3 separate regions of the Homo sapiens genome follow, and all the other regions are linked to region 3. The links are chromatin contacts, found by Hi-C in ENCODE. All regions are on one chromosome and are shown on one strand. Each heading gives the region's core, a stretch centred on a gene start or an enhancer-like site at or near the end of the contact. The rest is flanking DNA. Distances are from core to core; before and after follow the strand shown.

What was found. Hi-C counts contacts between places; a loop is a spot of excess contacts on that map. Pooled maps may share reads with other maps.
Region 1: a loop to region 3 is called in a pooled map, with 6 times the contacts of the local background. The contact joins the promoter of COQ10B here to the enhancer-like site in region 3. A Hi-C loop is called at or near these places in 4 of 37 single-sample maps with no recorded cell type and 3 of 50 pooled maps.
Region 2: a loop to region 3 is called in a pooled map, with 5 times the contacts of the local background. The contact joins the promoter of SF3B1 here to the enhancer-like site in region 3. A Hi-C loop is called at or near these places in 3 of 37 single-sample maps with no recorded cell type and 8 of 50 pooled maps.

What each region holds. Positions count from the first base shown.
Region 1 is chr2:197,450,808-197,454,859 of GRCh38, forward strand. COQ10B (coenzyme Q10B) reads left to right here and starts at 2,745. Exons shown (of 5, transcript NM_025147.5): 1 at 2,745-2,857. The coding sequence starts at 2,754. RefSeq lists enhancers at 2,148-2,197, 2,278-2,347, 2,407-3,023, 2,468-2,947, 2,968-3,017 and 1 more.
Region 2 is chr2:197,432,884-197,436,758 of GRCh38, forward strand. It overlaps SF3B1 (splicing factor 3b subunit 1), which reads right to left and starts at 2,145. Exons shown (of 25, transcript NM_012433.4): 1 at 2,089-2,145. The coding sequence starts at 2,116. RefSeq lists enhancers at 1,482-2,028, 1,773-2,972, 2,214-2,523, 2,544-2,593.
Region 3 is chr2:198,003,850-198,007,738 of GRCh38, forward strand. All of the region lies in intron 1 of PLCL1 (phospholipase C like 1 (inactive)), which reads left to right. Among named protein-coding and RNA genes, the nearest start is that of PLCL1, 200 kb to the left of the region's middle. RefSeq lists an enhancer at 1,479-1,668. Within about 2 kb of position 1,567, at least 2 of the 41 ENCODE cell types and tissues checked have a DNase peak (open chromatin) inside an H3K27ac peak, as active enhancers do.

The DNA.
Region 1 (4,052 bases), core at 1,495-3,994, 550 kb before region 3:
CCGGCGCCTTCTGGGCTTGATCCAGGGACGAGCTCCCTCTGGGCTGCCAGAGTGCCTAGGCTAGGTGCTGCAGAGACCCCGGGAGTACCAGTGAGAGGTGAAGCCGGCTGGACTTCCGGGATGGGTGGGGACTTGGAGAACTTTTCTGTCTAGCTAAAGGTTTGTAAACGCACCAATCAGCACTTTGTGTCTAGCTAAAGGATTGTAAATGCACCAATTAGCACTCTGTGTCTAGCTCAAGGTTTGTAAACGCACCACTCAGAACCCTGTGAAAACGGACCAATCAGCTCTCTGTAAAATGGACCAATCAGCAGGCTGTGGGTGGGGTCCGCTAAGGGAATAAAAGCAGGCTGCCTGAGCTAGCAGCAGCAACTCTCTGGGTTCACCTTGCATGTTGTGGAAGGTTTGTTCTTTTGCTCTTTGCAATAAATCTTGCTGCTGCTCACTCATTGAGTCTGTGCCACCTTTAAGACCTGTAAGAGTCACCACGAAGGTCTGCAGCTTCACTCCTGAAGCCTGGGAGACCACAAACCCACCGGGAGGGATAAACAACTCCAGATGCGCTGCCTTTAAGAGCTGTAATGCTGCAAAGGTCTGCAGCTTCACTCCTGAAGTCAGTGAGACCACAAACCCACCAGAAGGAAGAAACTCCAGACACGTCTGAAAGTCAGAAGGAGTGAACTTGGGACACACCATCTTTAAAAACTGTAACACTCACAAGTGAGGGTCCGTGGCTTCATTCTTGAAGTCAGCAAGACCAAGAACCCACCAATTCCGGACATACAAGGATTGTGTATTTGAAAGTAGTTGATACAGAATTGTCCATGCAGCTACAGAACCACCTCAATCTACAAGTACATCATGTGTTGTACTGCAAAATGTTTGACAAACCTTGTAGCTGATGATTTCAATGTATCTAGTAAGGGGTGACTGCAATAAACCAAGCAAGAGGAGAAAATAATCATAGGCACAACAGCTGGAATATTGCTTTAAATGTAAATCAGATCAAGTAACTGTTCTGCACTCAAACTCTAATGGCTTTCCTTCACGCTTAGAATACAATAAAAAATTGGTAGCATACTATGGCTTCCGTGGCACTAAGCTCTGCCTACCTCGCTGACCTTATTTCCTACCACTTTCCTCCTCTCACTGTGCTCCAAACTCCTTGCTCTTCCTAAAGCATGCCAAGATTGTTCCTGCCTGGGGCCTCTGCACTTGCTGTTCCATACACCTGAAAGTCATTTTCTTTTTCTTTTTTCTTTTTTTTTTTTTTTTTTTTTTTTTGAGACGGAGTCTCGCTGTCGCCCAGGCTGGAGTGCAGTGGCGCAATCTCGGCTCACTGCAGGCTCCGCCCCCTGGGGTTCACGCCATTCTCCTGCCTCAGCCTCCTGAGTAGCTGGGACTACAGGCGCCCGCCACCTCGCCCGGCTAATTTTTTGTATTTTTAGTAGAGACGGGGTTTCACCGTGTTAGCCAGGATGGTCTCGATCTCCTGACCTCGTGATCCGCCCGCCTCGGCCTCCCAAAGTGCTGGGATTACAGGCGTGAGCCACCGCGCCCGGCCCATTTTCTCCCAAGTAATCAGAGTTCACTTCCTCACTTCATTTTAGGCCTTTGTTCAGTGTCATCCTCTTAGAGCCCCTCCTAACCACCCTATATAAAACAGCACCCTACCATATTCCTCCCTCTTCATCTCCTTACCCTGCTGTACTGTTTAGTCTATGGGACATATAACAAGCTGCCATTGCACTATATACTAATTGGTTTCTTTCCCCCACTAGGATATAAGCTCTGTGACAGTGAAGACTTTTGCTCACTTCTCCAGCATCTAGTAGGTGCCACACAAATATCTGACTACATTTAATCAACAATCTCATTTACACCCAAACTATATTAAATAGGTAGTATTGTCATCCTCACTTTACAGTTTGCAGGAAAACTATTGGTGCACAAACCTTAAGTAAAGACCTGAAAACAAACTGAGGGAACAAGAAGTCTGGACTTGATGACTGATCACCAAAACAAGTAAATCAAAGCGAAGTCGTCTGATTAGTATGGAATAAGGGAAACCCAAATCATACGAGAACACCAATTAAAATGTGGGACACGCAGGAAGAAGGCAGACGGAACTGCTGCTGGATAACTGAGTCTTTCCTAATGACAGGACCTTATGTTGCCCTCACAATTACCCCGTGAGATAGGCAAGGCAGGCATTGTATTAGACAATCATTAACAAGCAGGACGCTGACAGCCAGGCTTCGCAGCCAGGAGTGGTGGCCTGTCTGGCTCCGCACTCACGGGTTCGGACAGTTACAGAATTAACACTCAAGCCCTGGGGCTTCCCGCAGCCCCCGGGGGGGTGGGGCTCACTGACTAGCCTCCCGGAAGCGGACCCCAGGAGAACCAGGCAGTTGGTTAATCCAGGAACAGCTCCTGCGCGGGGCGTGGACTGAGCAGTCACTGAGTATTACGCAAATTGCGCGAGCGCACGGGAAAAGCGATTGGTCGGTCAGGAGAGAGAGGTGTGTCCTGGCGGGCCCGCAGCTCCGATTGGCCGACAGGCTGACGGGAACGTTTACGGTCAGCGTGTGTCAGCGACGTGCAACCCGGAAGGGAAGAAGGGGCGTGTCAGGCTGCGCAGGCGGCCAGTCCATTGGCTGGAAGAGACCGGAGCCGGGCTCCGGGCCCGACCAGAGGAGGGCGGTGCTGCAGGGCTGGTCCGGGAGGTGACGACCGGCTTCGGAGAGTCTATCATGGCAGCTCGGACTGGTCATACGGCCTTGAGAAGGGTAGTCTCGGGATGCCGTCCGAAGTCGGCGACAGCGGCCGGGGCGCAGGCGCCCGTGCGGAATGGCAGGTAATCAACAGCGGGGGCGCTGAGACGAGAGTAGTTTTCGATTTTGGCTGCCGAGTTGGGGGACCGGAAGGATTTGGGGGTGAGGCAGAGCCGGACTCGGTGCATTTCCGTGTCTTTAGAGGAGAAGGCTTTTTTTTGCGTTTGGCATCTGAGGGACTCAAGAGCGGCGCGCATCACCTTGGGCCCAAGGCTGTGTTCGTGGCTCGTTTGCCTCGTGAGAGGCGGTGAATCATCGGCGAAGCGACTTTGGAAGCAATTTGGCCATTGGTGCCTTTGGGCTCTTCCGGTCTCCTCCCCTATGGCTTGTTGCTACTGCTGTTGGAAAGTTTTAACTTTGCGCAGAAGGGTTGCCGGCTGCTGGCTGTATGGGAGTTTGTGTTTGGCGGTGAGCCCCCTTCTCCGGTTCCTTCTACCTGCCAGATGGTCAGATGCGTTTTCCCAATTTCTGAAAGAGTGCTTTGCCCTCGCCATTTAGTGTTTACAAAACTAAATACAGCCAGCATAAGGGACTTGGATTTTTTCACTCTGCTGTAACTTACAGGTCCTGTAACCTTGAAGCATAGTCAGCTTTCGATTTTCCTGGTTGGTTCATTTTTTGGTAGGTGGGGGTGGAGATGGAGGTCGGGACACGGATACCATACTTGTACGACTTAGTTTCCTTTTACTAATAACATTGTAATATTCTTGAAAATTAAAGTTAGTGTGTTTAAAATGAATTCAGGTGTACAAAATACGAGGTGGGGAGAGAAAACACAAATCTAGTTGAGCCCCAGGACATTTAGATTAAATGAAGATCCGACCCTACTGGAAACAAGGAAATAATTTTTTTAAAAAAAGATTCAATGAAGAATTTTTAAAAACACCAACAACCTTACCAAATCCAAATCCCTTTAGACAAATGTTGGATGAGACAAACAAAATCATAAAATTACTCCTGCTTTAGGAAATAACCTCAAAAAGTAGTTTCAAGCAGAATAACGCCATCATACTTGAGATCTGTTTGTATTACTCTTATAAAATGTTGTCTTGCAAATAACACTTACTTTTGAGAAAAATACAGTTGCTTTAATGATCAAATTGAGGCTTCAGTTCCAAGATAAATACTGTTTATGATAATGAGGGCGGCAGTTTGCGTTCATTTCCAATGTTAAGCATCAGATTCTGACCTTTATTATACTTAAGTATATGAGAGAGT
Region 2 (3,875 bases), core at 895-3,394, 570 kb before region 3:
AAAAAAGAAATGTTTGAAAGGAATATGACAGCAAAATAAATAAATAGTTATCAGTTTATCTCAATCTTGGAGCTAAGGAGAAGAGAAAATCTTAACACAACAGACTATTCTAAGCAATATAACATTTATACTGAGTACTATAGCAGCACTGCCCCAAAAAGCATTAATTCTGCTTCAGTTTATCAAAAATGGCTTAACAAGAGAAAACAGTGATGGACCATGAAGAACTAGAGTTCCATTAGGAAGGAAGCAACAAGCTATGTCAGTATTATGTGTATTTCTACTAAACATTTATCATCCCCTGACATATCCCATAGGGATGGGCACAGACAGTGCTCAAGTATTGAATGTTCTGCTATTTTCTTATGGTATCACTTAATTCACATTGATAGAATAATCTCAAAAATAACAAGTTTGGCCAATGAATAGCAATAGACCAAAGTTTTTAGCTGGGTTTCTAAAAAATTCAGGAAAACTGATCAGAATTCTGATTTTCCTGTCTGAGGGCATCTTATACTGAAGTTACCAATAAATAAGTATCAAAGCTATACTATCAATATCCCCAAATGAATAACATCCTGAATGAACAAAAACAGCACAACTTTATATTTTCTACTTACTTTGCAAAAGGTTATATTTGAGATAGTCTAAAGACAAAATAATAAAGCCTAGGAATACTAAGAGAGCATTTAAATCCTAAATACCTAAAATGGTATACTAATATTAAAGTCATTGACAATTCATTAGCATGTTTGATAAATAGCAGAAAGCTGGACTTCAGGTCCTCTGGGTGACCCAACTATTCAAAGCCATTCACATTCTGGTCCTAATCCAACCTTTCCAGATTCATTTATTTCTTCTCTACTTGCACCCTCTGTTCCTGCTACAGTGGACTACTACTCAAACACACCTTTCACGATTCAATACCTTGTTACAAGATGTTCTCAGGCTCAGATGTCCTTCCCGATTTAAAACTGACTGATCCTTTTAAAACACGGTCATGTAACCTCCTCAGTGAAACAACCCTAAACATAATCATTCCGTTACCCAGGTTCCCAGAACATGCTGCTTTTTCTTCTACTTAAGCATGCATCTGGCCTCATGAGAGAATGAGAACATACACATCTGTTTCTCCTATCAGACTGTAAAATTTTGGATGGCCTCAGTCTCTTACCTCTCACAGACTAATACCGAGCCAAATACCCAGAAAGAACATATGAAACAAAAGTGACTTAGAAGTCTCGTTCTCAGTGAAAATCTCGGATTCCAAGTCAGAAATCAAAGAATGCAGTTCCAACTTCTCATGCCTCGTCTTTTCTGAAAAGTGATCCCATTTTCTGTCATCTCTGGATACTTCCTAATGAACTCCAGTCTATTCCCAACGTTTTCCTAATTTGCACACTCTGTATTCCATAAAACGATCAACTAGCTTGAAAGCTTCGGCCATTAATGAAAGTAATTTATGTTTTCCTCTTCCATCTGCTCCTCCAATAACCAGTCTCCAAAGAAAAAGATCAATATTATACTAAAAGTGACTAAGGGAGGGAAAACAACTACCAGATTTTATCCCCAAATCGTTTCGTGCAAGAAAAATAAACAAGTAACTGACGCTTGAAGACACACAAGGGTAGGAGTAACGGAATCTCGGTTTAACCAAATTCGATTCAGTCTGCCGGAAAAGCGGCTGCCGTATTTCAGTGCTTTTCTGACCCTCTTCTGCACAAACTATGGGGACGACAGTGTCGAGAGGCGAGTGAGACCTTCTCCCCACGCCCGCTTCCCCGATCCCTTGCCCACGAATCCTACTGAGGAAGCCGCTTAAACGAGGCCCTCTGGTCAGAGAAGAGAAGCTACTCTGAAGTAGCAGGTCCCAAACACTGAACAAAGCGCCTGTCGGGGGTGTAAGAGGAGGACGCCATTACGCGGGGCAGTGGCCTGCGCCGCTGGCGCGGAGGAGACGACCCTTGGCCCCGAAACGCGGGCTCAGCTCCTACGAAAGAAACCATAGAAAAAGGCAGAATCCTAGGAAAAAAGGCTTTTATTAGGCTAGCAACGAAGAAAACACGTAAGCAGGGAAAGACCGCTTACCTTCGTGAGTCTTGGCGATCTTCGCCATTTTGTCCACTCGAACACACAGACGGAACTGGCGCTCCCAAGAACTTCCGCTCGTCGCCGCCGCCACGGAGAAAAATAGCTGGGGGCTGCACTCTGCGCGTGCGCCAAACGGGAGCGCGCTCCGTCGGGTGACACGTGACAGAACTGCCACCTAGAGGGAACCGCGAGGTGCATTGTGGGTGGGGGAGGAGACACGGTTGGGCCCTGAAGTCGCCTGCGTGGTGACCCAGGAAATCCCCGAGCCGAGCCGTAAGGTCCTTAAGTGAGTAACTTTGCCCTGGAGGAAAGTGGATTCTACGAAGGGAGTTAAGAACAGACACTGAGTCCCAGCAACTCTGGAGGCTGAGGCGGGAGCATCGCTTGAGCCCAGGAGTTCGAGGCAGCCGTGAGCCGTAATCGTGTCGCGCCACTGTACTCAAGCCTCCAGACCGGGCGACAGAGCAAGACCCCGAGACCCCTCCCATTAAAAAAAAATGAACACTGTACGAAACGCTGCGGTTTCAGAGCTGGAAGAGACCTCAGACATTCAATCCCTTTTCCCAAAATTCACTGGAAGAGCTCGAGGAAAACTTTCCCTTGCAGCTGTCTCAGTCTTTACAGTGCTTAGTTACGAAGACAGTCTTAACAGTCCCATCTTTCGCCCTGTAATTCAAGGTCATTTTTCATTCTTTCTGTTTAATAATTGCAAATAATTTGGGTAGGAATTTCGTTGAGCCTCACAAATCGTTGCTGAGTTGCACAGTGACAATCTTGCCACCCTTTTAAAGCCTTTTACTTTATGGGTTCCTAGAAAACCACTCATCGTCATTATTAACATTCATTAGATGTTTCTCTTAAATCCTAGACGGTATTCCTAAATCAGGAATTTTAATAGATCAGAATACGGCAGTCTGTTTTCCTGGGCATCAATTATAATATAACCTTGTACTGTCACACTGGTCTTTGACTTCGACGATGAAAAAGAAAGAAAGGCTCAGAAAGATGGGTCCCGGAAGCAGCCGAGGAAAACAGGTAGTTATCAAGGTTAGAGCCATCACAAAGAGAGGAGTACCTCGCTATGTGATAAACCTGCAACCCAAATACTAACCATACCATGGGTCAGTATGGTCGTTTGAAGGGAGGGAAATGGTATGGGTGTATTCCTCTTGCAGGAAGACCCCATATCTACTTTGGGTAAAGTGAGGAGCCATTTTCCTGAGGCTAGCGGTAGGTGGGAGATATATGGACAATGGCACTGGACTGAGAGCTTAGATAACCTGTCCCTGGTGACTCCTGACCTGCAGCCTTGCTCCCTCTTTCCCTCTCACCAGACTCCCTCCCTTCTTCAGATCAGGTGACACAAACGATTTTTTTTCTGTTTTTTTGACACACAGTCTTGGTTTGTTGCCCAAGCTGGAGGGCAGTGGTGCGATCACAGCTGACCCTAACTTCGACCTTAAGGTTCAAGAGACTCTCCTGCCTCAGTCTCCAGAGTAGCTAGTACCACCAACATGGGCCACCATACCCAGCTAATTTTTATTTTTTGTAGAATGAGATCTTACTATATTCCCCAGGCTGGTCTCAAACTCTTGGCCTCAAGCAGTCCTCCTGCCTCAGACTCCTAAAGTGCTGGGATTATAGGCGTGAGCCACCACAGATTTTTATTAGCATCAGTAAAGGAATAAATTTGATAAATTAAAATTTTTGGCCAGGCGTGGTGGCTCATGCCTGTAATCCCAGCACTTTGGGAGGCTGAGGCAGGCGGATCACAAGGTCAGGAG
Region 3 (3,889 bases), core at 317-2,816:
GATGGATTGAGGTTATTCCTCAAGACCTCTTTCCACCACAAAACTGAATATCCTAATTAGAGAATCCATTAGAAGGAACTTGACCAAGTCTGTGGCTTAATTTATGCCTCAAAGTGAAGTGATTAATATTATTCAATGCATGCATAGGACCAGAAATTCTTATTTGAATAAGTTATTCAACTTATAGGGTAATTAAAAACTGAAAGTAAACTGTCATTTCACTGCTATATTCCTATATATTAAATTAAACTTTAAACATTATTTAAGGATTCAATGTAATATATTTAGCTTTTTTTTTTAAAAGCAAGTCTGGAAGCTGGGCCAATTTCTACAAATGTTCTGCTCAGTAGCTAGCCTTTTGTGGAAACTCAATAGATCTTAAACACTTGGTTCATTTAAATTACTCTTCTTTTTGCTTTCAGGAAAGATTGAGAAGAGTTACAGGGAAGTTTAGTGGATTAGTCATTCAGTTCCTTGATGGATCACTTGCATGTGCCAATGCCAGGGAACATTTAACTGATTAAAACATTCTGAATGAATTTGTCATTTGGGGGTACTCTTTGAATGAATATCTTTATTGCATTGACTGTGTCCTACTGATATGACTTAGGCTTACTTCCAACATTAATTCTAAAGAGGCTCTGGCTAACTTATCTGTAGAATGTGTGTCCAAGTCAAGTTCGTGATGTATTTGGTTAAAAAAAACTTTGTGGCTCTTGAAAGAAATACAAAGATTTAGTAGTCAGTATTGTTTATAAAGTCTAGGGTGGTCATATTTAAATAATAAATCTAAGAATTAGATGAGTACTGTTACACATTTTTGTTAATAAATCTTAAATACTGGAAAGAATAGACTTAAGAAAAATATTCCAACATTGAAAACCTAAGTATCTAAACATATTTCAGTCTCATATGCCAAAAAATATGAAATTATAGCATTTTTGGTCAGGATAAACGCCTCCTGCATCTTTTTGTATAAGAAGTATTTTGAATGAAAATAGACTTGCCATGTCAGACTATTTGAAATTTAAGTTCTGTTTTCAATTTTAGGTTCTTAAAAAGGTCCAACTTAGCCAATGAACATAAAAGTGCTTACTGCTAATTTAGCTGCTGCTGCAGAACATGAAAGGAAATCATGAGGCCATTAACACATCTAGAAATAGTCATTTTCTAGCTTTCGGTTCCTAAGATAGCTTAGTGAAAATAAAATATTCAGACAAGGCAGGGTAGGGAGGTGAGTTTTTAAAGGATTTTCTTTTTAAACTTTCCTTCCTTCCACCCTCGCTCCCTCACTTCCACCCTCCTTTATTTCTCCTTCTTTATGTGTGTTAACTTAGAACTTCACTTCAAGATTTTCCGAGTGCTAAGTGATAGGGGCAGTGAGATATACGCTTTATCTCCCTGCATAGGCAATGAGTAAAAAAGATGTGAAATTATGGCAAATTCACCAGCAGATTTCAAAGGTGAAAATGCCCTTCTTGTACCAGGGTTAATATGATCTCCAGCCATCCATTCACAGATCATGCTCACTCTGTTGATGGCAAAGGAAAGTTCTCTTTGAGGCCTTGAAATGGAAACTGCACATCGTGCCTGGAAAGTCCCTCCAGGCTAGTGTTCAAGAAGTCTTTCTTTCACACTTCAGTTTCTTCATTGCATTATATTTACTGACTGCCTACCCTATGTTAGACCCTGTGTTAGGTCCTGCAGTCCTGTTCACAAGGATATTATAGTCTTGAGGGGAAGGCAGACATTCATTAAAGACTCACCTCAGTGTTGACGGGCAGACTGCAATAAAAAAGTATGCGGCACTGTGAATGTGTAACAGGTGTGGGCGGTGGTCAGGGAAGGCTGAGACTGGTTAACTGGGCAGAGGCAAAGGGTTGCAGGCAACTCGCCTGAGGTGGAGAGGCAAGGCTGGTGACAGGGGCAGGGAGGCCGTGGACAGCCGATATCACAAAAGGCGGTGCTGAAAGATGCAAGGGGACTGAGGACTTCTTTTTAGCTGAGCAAACAGTGCACATTTCTTCCACTCAGACTTTTCCTTTTCTAATTAAAAAAATGGGGACATCCACATCTTGATAACACAGTTAATGTGTGAATATAATAACTGCTTAATAAATCCTTGTTGAAATAGGAATGCTGATTAAGGCACTTAGGCCAGCAGCTGAAGGAGGCTTAATATATTCAGAGATGATTCCTAGGTATCTAGAAAAGGATATTTTAAGCTAAGAGAAAAGAGGGACAGTTCACCAGTTTCTTCCCTTCTAGGGAAACAACATAAAAGGACTGGAGTTGTTAAAAGACAGGGTGAGAAGTCTGTTGACATAAAACATGAGAAAATGAAGTTTGTGATGTTTTGATGCAGAAGTAAGTTATCATTATTGTTGAGTGATAATGGCATTAATTTTCTGAAGATGGGCAGCTCCTTTCATCCCATTTAATGTGTATGTGTGTGGGCATGTGTGCTTGCATACCTAAGGCTAAATTAATTTTTGGTACAATAGGGTAGGGTTGCTAGATTTGGTAAATGGAAATACAAGGCATCAAGATAAATTTGAATTTCAGGTAAAGGAAGTATAACTTTTGGAGTATATATATATGTCCCAAATGCCCTACCAGAGTGGAATTTTCCTCTTAAGAACTCTGGAGGCGTGTTGCCTCATTTCCCCCATGTTTTTAGTCATTGCATGTATAATGTTTATATTTATGTTTATTCGCAGTTTATTTTTGCCACATATATTTTTAGAATCTAAATTTTCCCAATAGTCTGGAACCTTTGGTGGGTGTACATAATGTGATGAAGGATTCTCTTCCTGGAGAGGCTGCTGATATATAGCCAAGATTCTGTCTTTGTGCTCTGGGCTTCTGTCTCTGTAGTGTTAATATTTCAAGAATGAGACTAGAGCATTTTTCTTACTTTAGTGCCCTTTGGAGCAACAGAAAGCTGCCTTTGCTGCAAAGGACCCTGTGGAATGATTGTTGATCTGCCTTCTAGAAACTGAGCTGTGCCCAAAACCTTTTACCAGTTTCTAAAGGCACCTGCTTTCATTTTCCTAGGAAGGTTCTTTAGGTGAGCGATAGTCACCCCTATATCTCTGCAATACCAAGTGAGCAGCTTGTTGTGTGTAGATACCATGAAATAGAAACAGATTCATGAAGATAAGATTAGAAGGTAATCTTTAGATTACAGAAACAGATTCATGAAAATAAGGATTAGAAGTTGTGAATGAAAACAACTGTTGCTTTGGATGGCTGGATTTAAAAATGTTCCTCAATATTGATGATGTGGTATTTTAATTAAAAAATAGGATCAGATCATGACACATAGAAGAAGCTATAATATGCACAATGATCTGCTTTTCCAGGAAATGAGTATCTTTGGGGATCAGCATTGAGCTCACTACACATGATAAAAAATAAAACTCATTGGAAATCTAGAAATTGGCAACTAAAAATTGAGTCAAAATGTGTTTTAACCACCCCACCCCCCTCTTGTTTGTTTTTATTCACTTCTGATAACCTACTGGCTGTTTAGTTATATTTTATGGTTGTTTTGGCTATCACAAACTCATACAGAATAGCTGGAATTATCAGTCTCAACAGGGACCATGAAGACATATGTGTGTAATTCAGTACATATATTAAAAAATAGCTAATTTACAATATTACAGGCACAAGGGAGCCCACTGATGTGAAGTTTCAGTGAAACAGTGTAAAGAAATGATGTTAGTTAAATATCACTATTTCTCAAAGTAAAGGATGTCATTGTATTAGTAGAATGTTAACCCTCTCTTTTATGGGTCAGTTACATCAACTTCATCATAAACCCTCTTCAAAAAACATGCATTTTAGGACTTGGATATAGTCAGGTCTGTGTTTCATTAAGCAT